2 separate regions of the Mus musculus genome follow, and region 1 is linked to region 2. A link is a contact called in ENCODE Hi-C or POLR2A ChIA-PET data. All regions are on one chromosome and are shown on one strand. The core of a region is the stretch at or near the end of the contact, and the rest is flanking DNA. Distances in the headings are between cores, read along the strand shown.

The links. Hi-C counts contacts between places; a loop is a spot of excess contacts on that map. ChIA-PET counts read pairs that join two places held with the same protein, here RNA polymerase II (POLR2A).
Region 1: POLR2A ChIA-PET joins it to region 2 with 16 read pairs in embryonic stem cell. The contact joins the promoter of Sltm here to the promoter of Ccnb2 in region 2. A Hi-C loop is called at or near these places in 1 of 37 maps with a recorded cell type or tissue (v-Abl transformed pro-B cells). POLR2A ChIA-PET finds 5 or more read pairs at or near these places in 2 of 5 experiments (Patski and embryonic stem cell).

What each region holds. Positions count from the first base shown.
Region 1 is chr9:70,540,725-70,544,232 of GRCm38, forward strand. It overlaps Sltm (SAFB-like, transcription modulator), which reads left to right and starts at 1,991. Exons shown (of 21, transcript NM_025690.4): 1 at 1,991-2,357; 2 at 3,246-3,333. The coding sequence starts at 2,196.
Region 2 is chr9:70,420,086-70,423,692 of GRCm38, forward strand. It overlaps Ccnb2 (cyclin B2), which reads right to left and starts at 1,469. Exons shown (of 9, transcript NM_007630.2): 1 at 1,332-1,469. The coding sequence starts at 1,355.

The sequences.
Region 1 (3,508 bases), core at 741-3,240, 120 kb after region 2:
AAATTCCTTCCCTTTGGCTATATCATTACCTTGGGAGTTAGTAATATGATCCCTGGCTAAGAGAATCCACAGATGCTGCTCCAGAAGACAAGATAAGAACAATGATAGAATAACACCTAAGGTTTTACTGCAACCATGGCCAATAGCTGTTGGCCCTTAGGCAAATCTTAACATCTTCATTTATTGTGAAGGGATATGGAGGGATGAAATTGGTATGGAAGATCAAGAATCTTTTGAATTCTAAAATTTGGTGAGTGTGACAAACTAATTTGTGGTATAAGAGAGTGGAACTTGGAATCAGAAGATCTAAGATTATTAGCACAGCACTGGCACACACAAGCCATATGTGTAAGCCATATTTTATAAGTCACTTAATCTCTTTTAGCAGCTGGGAAGAATTAAAGGGGTTGTTATATCCCAGAATTCCTTAAAAGTCATAAAGAAATGCTGAACTGACTGACTGCCAGGTATGATTTTATAACGTCCAGTTTTCCTCCATTTGAACCAATGATTCAGAAAGAGCAACCCAAAGTAAGGCACACCTCACCCTTACTATTTATTTATTTATTTATTTATTTATTTATAAAGGTAGGATTCCTCTGTGTGTAGCAACCCAAAGTAAGGCACACCTCACATTTATTTATTTATTTATTTATTTATTTATAAAGGTAGGATTTCTCTGTGTAGCCCTGGCTGTCCTGGGTCACTCTGCAGATACCAGGCTGGAGTGTAGTGTATCTCAGAGATCCACAAGCCTCTCTCCCCTTAGTGCTGATAGGCATGTCCCACCACTGCCCAGTCCAATTTAAGTTTTATAACCAGGAAACTGGAGAAAGATGTAAAACAAAACAACCTCAACCCCACCTTTGTTAGCACCTTAGCATTCCTTCTAGGCTCCGCCCAACACTTACCTAGCAACAGCCAGGTAGGCCTGGATGGGAATGTCCCCCCCCCCCCTTTGACTCCTTTCTTCCTCTCCCCTCCCCCCTCCACGTGTTCTTGGCCGGGCTCTTCTCTTCTGTCTTCTCCCTTTCTCTGCCTCTACTCCCTTCTCAGCTCCCCTTGCCATACCCCCAAATAAACTCTATTCTATACTAGACCAGTCTTATGGATGGTACCTGGGGTGGGGATGCCTCAGCATCAGCCGGATGAGGCAGTCCCTCCCACCGCTCTATACCTCGCTCTACAAAACATACCCTTGCCTTTACAAAACATCACCCACCAGTAAATGTTAATTCAGTTCCCTGTGTTTCCTAACTTTGTCCAACTTTGTGTTAATTCTATAGATATTTACGCTGTGATGATTAATAATATTAAAATTACTAAGAGATACTATGCGGGCTATTTCTCCATAAAGTGGCCCCTGTCCTTGACATACCAAATGCTGGCGGCGCAGGGCAGAGGATACTGTATAGGATCAGGGCAACATATACTTTTAAGTTATTCTCCTTTTGTGAACAATTTCATTGAGCCATCAGGCCCGTCGGAGGGGATGGGCAAGCTGAGGCAAACGAGGAGAGGACGTTTGCCTGGTAGTTTTCAGGCAAAGAGGGGCTAAGCTTCAGGGGGTCACAGCGTGACACTGTCCCCTGGGCTCTCGGCCTCAGGTTTCGCTGGGCGTTCCGGGGCGGAACCCGCCGACCTAAGTTCACTAGTATACCCCGACCACCTTTCCACGATGATTCCGTACTTCTTCCGGGAAGGCTGGCGCACACGCCCCCTCATTTCGGTGAAGAGACGCACCTACTCTCCCTACTATGGGGTGCCTCTCAAGTGGCGATGGCTCTAGGTAAGAGATGAGAGGAGAAGGAGGCTAATGGAGAGGCGGGAACCGTGGTACCGAGGACAGCTGAGCGGTTGGACACGCGGAGACTTTCCCGGGACCACGCCAGAGGCCGAGCCACCGGTCCGCTGCGAGCTCCGCCCCCTCCATGCCTGCTCAGTGCGCACGCGCACCCGTCATCCGGGTGCCGCTGCAGGTTGCGCTGGAGCAGAGTCGGGGGCGTGGTCCCCGTGGGGGGGCGTGGTCAGTGGCTCATTGTGCGCAGCGTAGCGCGGCGCCGCTGGCCGCCCGGGGCCCGGGTTGGAAGTTGGTGCTGCCGCGGCCACCGCCTCCACCGCCGCTGCCTCCTCCTCCGCCGCCGCCGCCGCCCTGCAGCCCACTAGCTGCCTCGGCAGCGCGTTGCTTTCCCAAAATGGCTGCCGCTGCCGGGGCCGTGGTAGCCTCGGCCGCCTCTGGGCCGGCGGAAGGGAAGAAGATCACGGAGCTGCGGGTTATCGACCTCAGGTCCGAGCTGAAGCGCCGCAACTTGGACATCAACGGGGTCAAGACGGTACTGGTCTCCCGGCTGAAGCAGGTGAGGCCCGGACGCTGCGCGCAGGGCAGCGTAGGCCGCGCCGTTTAGGTGCTACGCTTCCGCGGTCGGGGCGGACCGGGTGGTGCCTGTGCGTGCCCGGCGCGCGGGGCCCGCGCCTCCGCGAGGAGCCTGGCCTTCCAGCGGCCTCGCGAGCCGCCGCCGGTCGCGCCCCCTGCCTCCCCTGGGACGCCCTCTCCATCGGCTCTGCGGCCTGCGGAGGGTGGAGCTGCAGACCCTGGGCGGCGCTGGGTACCCCGGCCTACGGGCGGTGCGCAGCGCGTGCATCTCTCGGGCTCCGAGGCGATGGTTAGTTTGCTGACTTGGCCGAAGTTACCGTTTAATTGTGTCCAACCGTTTCTTCACCCCTGTTCAGAGAAATCCGTAGTGGGAGTTGATGAGTGGATGAGAAGGGAAGATTCATCTTTTTTTTTCCCCACTAGGCTTTTAACTGATTTATTTTTAATTCTTAATTTCTGATTGCATCAGCGTAATCATCCACGTTCTCAGTCCTGTTAAGCTTTCAGGTTTATTCGCGTGAAGCCTTGGAATCGGAGACGGGAACAAGTGTACGCAATACGTTAGGAAAACTCTTCCTTATTTAAGTAGCTACAAACTTTCTGTAATAGAACATATTTAGGTTCTTGTTCAGTATATGTGACATGGAACCATCGACTGGGTGGAATTTCAAGTTCCAGGACATTTCGATACTCAATGACACCCTCCACCCCTTTCTGTGTAGCATAATTACTCGTTTGTGAAGTCGGTTTGTAAAATAACTGGCAATTCTAATGTTTTGAGGCTGGAGGTTTGGTAATATATTTTCATTAAGTTTTTATAAAATAAGTTTAGATAGTTTGTGTAGCATATTAACTTCTCTTTCTAATGTAGGCTATTGAAGAGGAAGGAGGCGATCCAGATAATATTGAATTAACTGTTTCAACTGATACTCCAAACAAGAAACCAACCAAAGGCAAAGGTTGTTACGAGTTCTGAACATATTTTAAAATATATTTTGGTTCTATAACTTGGCTCTGCTCTTGTACCACTCGCCCTGTTTATATAGTGCTATTCTTTGCTATTTCCCTCTGGCACTCTGCCTTCTTGGGTCAAGGAAGAAAGTTACTGTTAGCAGGCTCTGAGTAACTTGCAGC
Region 2 (3,607 bases), core at 219-2,718:
GACTCAAATTAAGGACATTCCCAATGACAACAGGATGGGGAAGTCATTTTACCTCTCAAGTATTGGGAGAGTCAGACTTGAATGAAAACGAAAAAAAAAAAAAATAGTGTTACTTGAAATTAATTGCCTTCATCTTGAATACAGTTAAGAAACAAGGCTTGCTATTCATACCCCAAAGTTTACAGTGTGGTACAATAACAAGTATTCCATGAGAAAAAAATATTTAACTTTCTGAGTGTTGGGGGAGGGGGGGAACTAATCCTACAAAACAAACAAAAAAACCTCTCCAAAGGTTGGGGTTTTTTTGTTTTTTTTTAAGATGACCTGTGTAGGATAGACCAGATAAACTGTACCCCATCCCTACACAAGACTTTAACTGTTAAATAATTTGAAAGAACAAATTAGACAAAAATTAACTTGTTAGTGGCAGTTAGAGCTACAAGACATGAACCCTGACTGTATGTTCCTCATTGTTTAGGATTCTGATCCCCAAATCTAAGCTGTTCGGTCTTTACTGCTAGCTTCCCACGGCTAAATTCAAAATGAGTTTGAAAGTTCAATTTCTTATGAGTTAAAGCCTGGTAATGAGGGGTACCCCTGAATTCACTGGGAAGAGGAATTGGAGGCTTTTAACTAGCCAGGACAATGGCAGCAGCTGTGTCGGGGGCCCTCTTGTTTTCAACTAAAGTAGACCGACCCTAGTACAATTAAAGCCTAAAAGTCAGTAATACTTTCATTCTCAAAAAGGTAATTAAAGGAATTTGGCCTTTTGCCCAACTGTCTGCCATCCTAGGATCCAAGTTTTGTACGTTTCCTCTTACACTTGGGTGTTTTTGTTTTTTGTTTTTTGCTTTTTTCGAGACAGGGTTTCTTTGAATAGCCCTGGCTGTCCTGGAACTCACTCTGTAGACCAGGCTGGCCTCGAACTCAGAAATCCGCCTGCCTCTGCCTCCCAAGTGCTGGGATTAAAGGCGTGCACCACCACCGCCCAGCACTTAGGTGGGTATTTGTTTTCATTTTGTTATTTCTGTTTTTTTTTTTTTTTAAGAGGACAAAACCACACTTTAATGACCTTGGCCAGGAAGGCAGTATGAAGACGCGAATGGGAAGCTCACACGAAGCAAACTGAAAAATGTGAAAAGTAGAGAAATGGCACTGGGCGGCTTCCCGGTTCCTCCCGGTCCTCATCCCCAGCGCAGCACAGCCCTGAGTGGTAACAGGAATGAAGACCCCAGGCCGGGCCTCTGGACCGCTTTAGCTCTGCCAGGGCCTCTCCGGCAGCCTCCCGGGCTACCCGGCAGGACAGGGCACCGTAGCCCCGGCGCACTCACCGTCGGGCGTCGGAGCAGCGCCATGAGGGCCGCCCTGGCAAGTGCGGACGAGGCACAGCCACTCCGGTCTGCGACACCGTTGGGAGGGTCAGGGCCCCGCCGCTCCGCGTCCACCGCCCGGTCCGCGATTCAAATACCGCGCCGCTGACGCACTATTGGGTAGACGCACGCAGGGCGCGCGCAACCCATTGGCTAGACTGGAAGGCCTTTCTGCACGTTGATTGGCTGGCTTGTATTTGCTTGTCATAGCAACCAGCGAGGCCACCAGGCTTTGTTGTTTCCTTGTCTACAGTCTTATTTTCAAATTCTAGTCCCTGATATTAAATAAAATAATTTTTCCTCCTACTGGAAAAGATTGTCTTAATTTTAGGGGTAGGAGTGGGGAGCCATCACCTAAGGACATATGTCTTTAAAAGTTTGTTCTGGGTTAGGTAGAAGTGGGTTCCAGAGAACTTCCTGGAAATGCTACTTCTGACCTTACTTCCTCTTCCGGAAACGTCTACCTGGGAATTTGGATTGGAATGGTCTGGCAAATGAAGCCATCGTCTCCAGGTCGTTCAGGGCTACAAGATGATTGTGACTCGGATGTGTACTGTATGTGGTCTTCCTAAAACAGATCCCCAGCAGAGTCATAATTCAAACTAGACGTGATTTGTGTGACTTCCAGCACAATACAGTAGAACTCAGAAACTATTTGTCAAATGACGGTGTGATGTGCACAAGATTTCAAAAGAAAAATAATGAGTATCCCAAGTTGTGAACAGTGAGAGACAAGACAGAAAACAAAAACAAAAACAAAAAACAAAACCAGAATATTACCCTGGGGAAAAGACTAGGTAACAACACAGAAAATGGTGCAGTGCCAGCAGAACGACTTGAGATCAGGCTACCCCATCAGTCTTGTTCAAGTCCCTTCTATTGGGAAATAATAAATGCTCCCTCCCCCTTCGCCCAAATCTGACATTTCCAATCTGAGTCTAAAGGAAGAACCAGTGTTGTCCAACACTCCCACCTGAAAAGACAAGGTGGCAGTACTACCCCTCGACCTAAATTACACATGGATATTGGAAACCAAAGGAGCAGAAATAACTATTTATATCCCATTAAGTTCTCTCAAGTACCTGCTAAAGGAAATGAAAGTTCTGTGGCTGCTGACTCTTGGTCCATCATCCTTACAATCACAGAGGTTACGCATAGCTTTCTCTTTCTTGGGAAGCTTTGGTTTGGATTGGGGAAGAAAATGTGCTCTGCAGTTTGTACTATTAGCACATGCTTGTAATAATTCCAGTTACTTGGGAGGCTAAGGCAGGAGGATTTTTTTTTTTCCTGAGACAGGGTTTCTTTGTATAGCCCTGGCAGTCCTGGAACTCACTCTGTAGACCAGGCTGGCCTTGAACTCAGAAATGGCAGGAGGACCTCTTAAACTCATGATTTCAGCACCAATTTGGCAACTCAGACCTATTCTCTAACTGAACTTTAACTTTAACAAAGCCATTGGCTGTACTTCAGGTTACTGTGGTGAATGGACTTCACAACATGGTCGCATGTGTTCTAGGCCGGTTTACAGCTTTCTATGTAGTTGAGGATGACCTTGAATTTTTTTTTAATACTTTAAAAAAAGATTTATTTATTTTATGTAATATGAGTACTGTCATCAGACACACCAGACAGACATTAGATTCCATTACAAATGATTGTAAGCCACCAGGTGGTTGCTGGGAATTGAACTGAGGACCTCTGGAAAAGGAATCAGTGCTCTTAACCCCTGAGCCATCTCTCCAGCCCGACCTTGAATTTCTAATCCTCCTGCCTCTACCTCCTGAGTGGGATTACAAGCTGCACTACAACTAGTATATTGCACTGTCAGAACCCAGGGCTTCCTGAGGCCAAGGGAGTCTACCATGAGCTGCATGGCTAGCCCCTGTGCTGAATCTAAAATGGCCAAATTGTATTGGTTTGGGATTCTTCTTCCATGCCCACTCATTTTAGCTACCCTTGATAGTCTCTAAGGTGGCCTAGCAGTCCCTGGATCACTGACCCACTGTGTAAAGTCTAGCTATCCCTTGCTAAATAGATGACAGTGAAAAGACCCAGTGAACCATCAGCTGTTCTCACCATGCAATTGAAAGTGTCAGACGTCTAAATCAAGCATGCTAGACAGACTATTCCAGTAGCACTCCCAAGCTGAATGTAGCCACAGGAAGACCACAGTGAAAGATGAGCTAGATTCCATTAGCATTACCCAAATTGAGCATCTGTGAGCAAATAAAAGTACT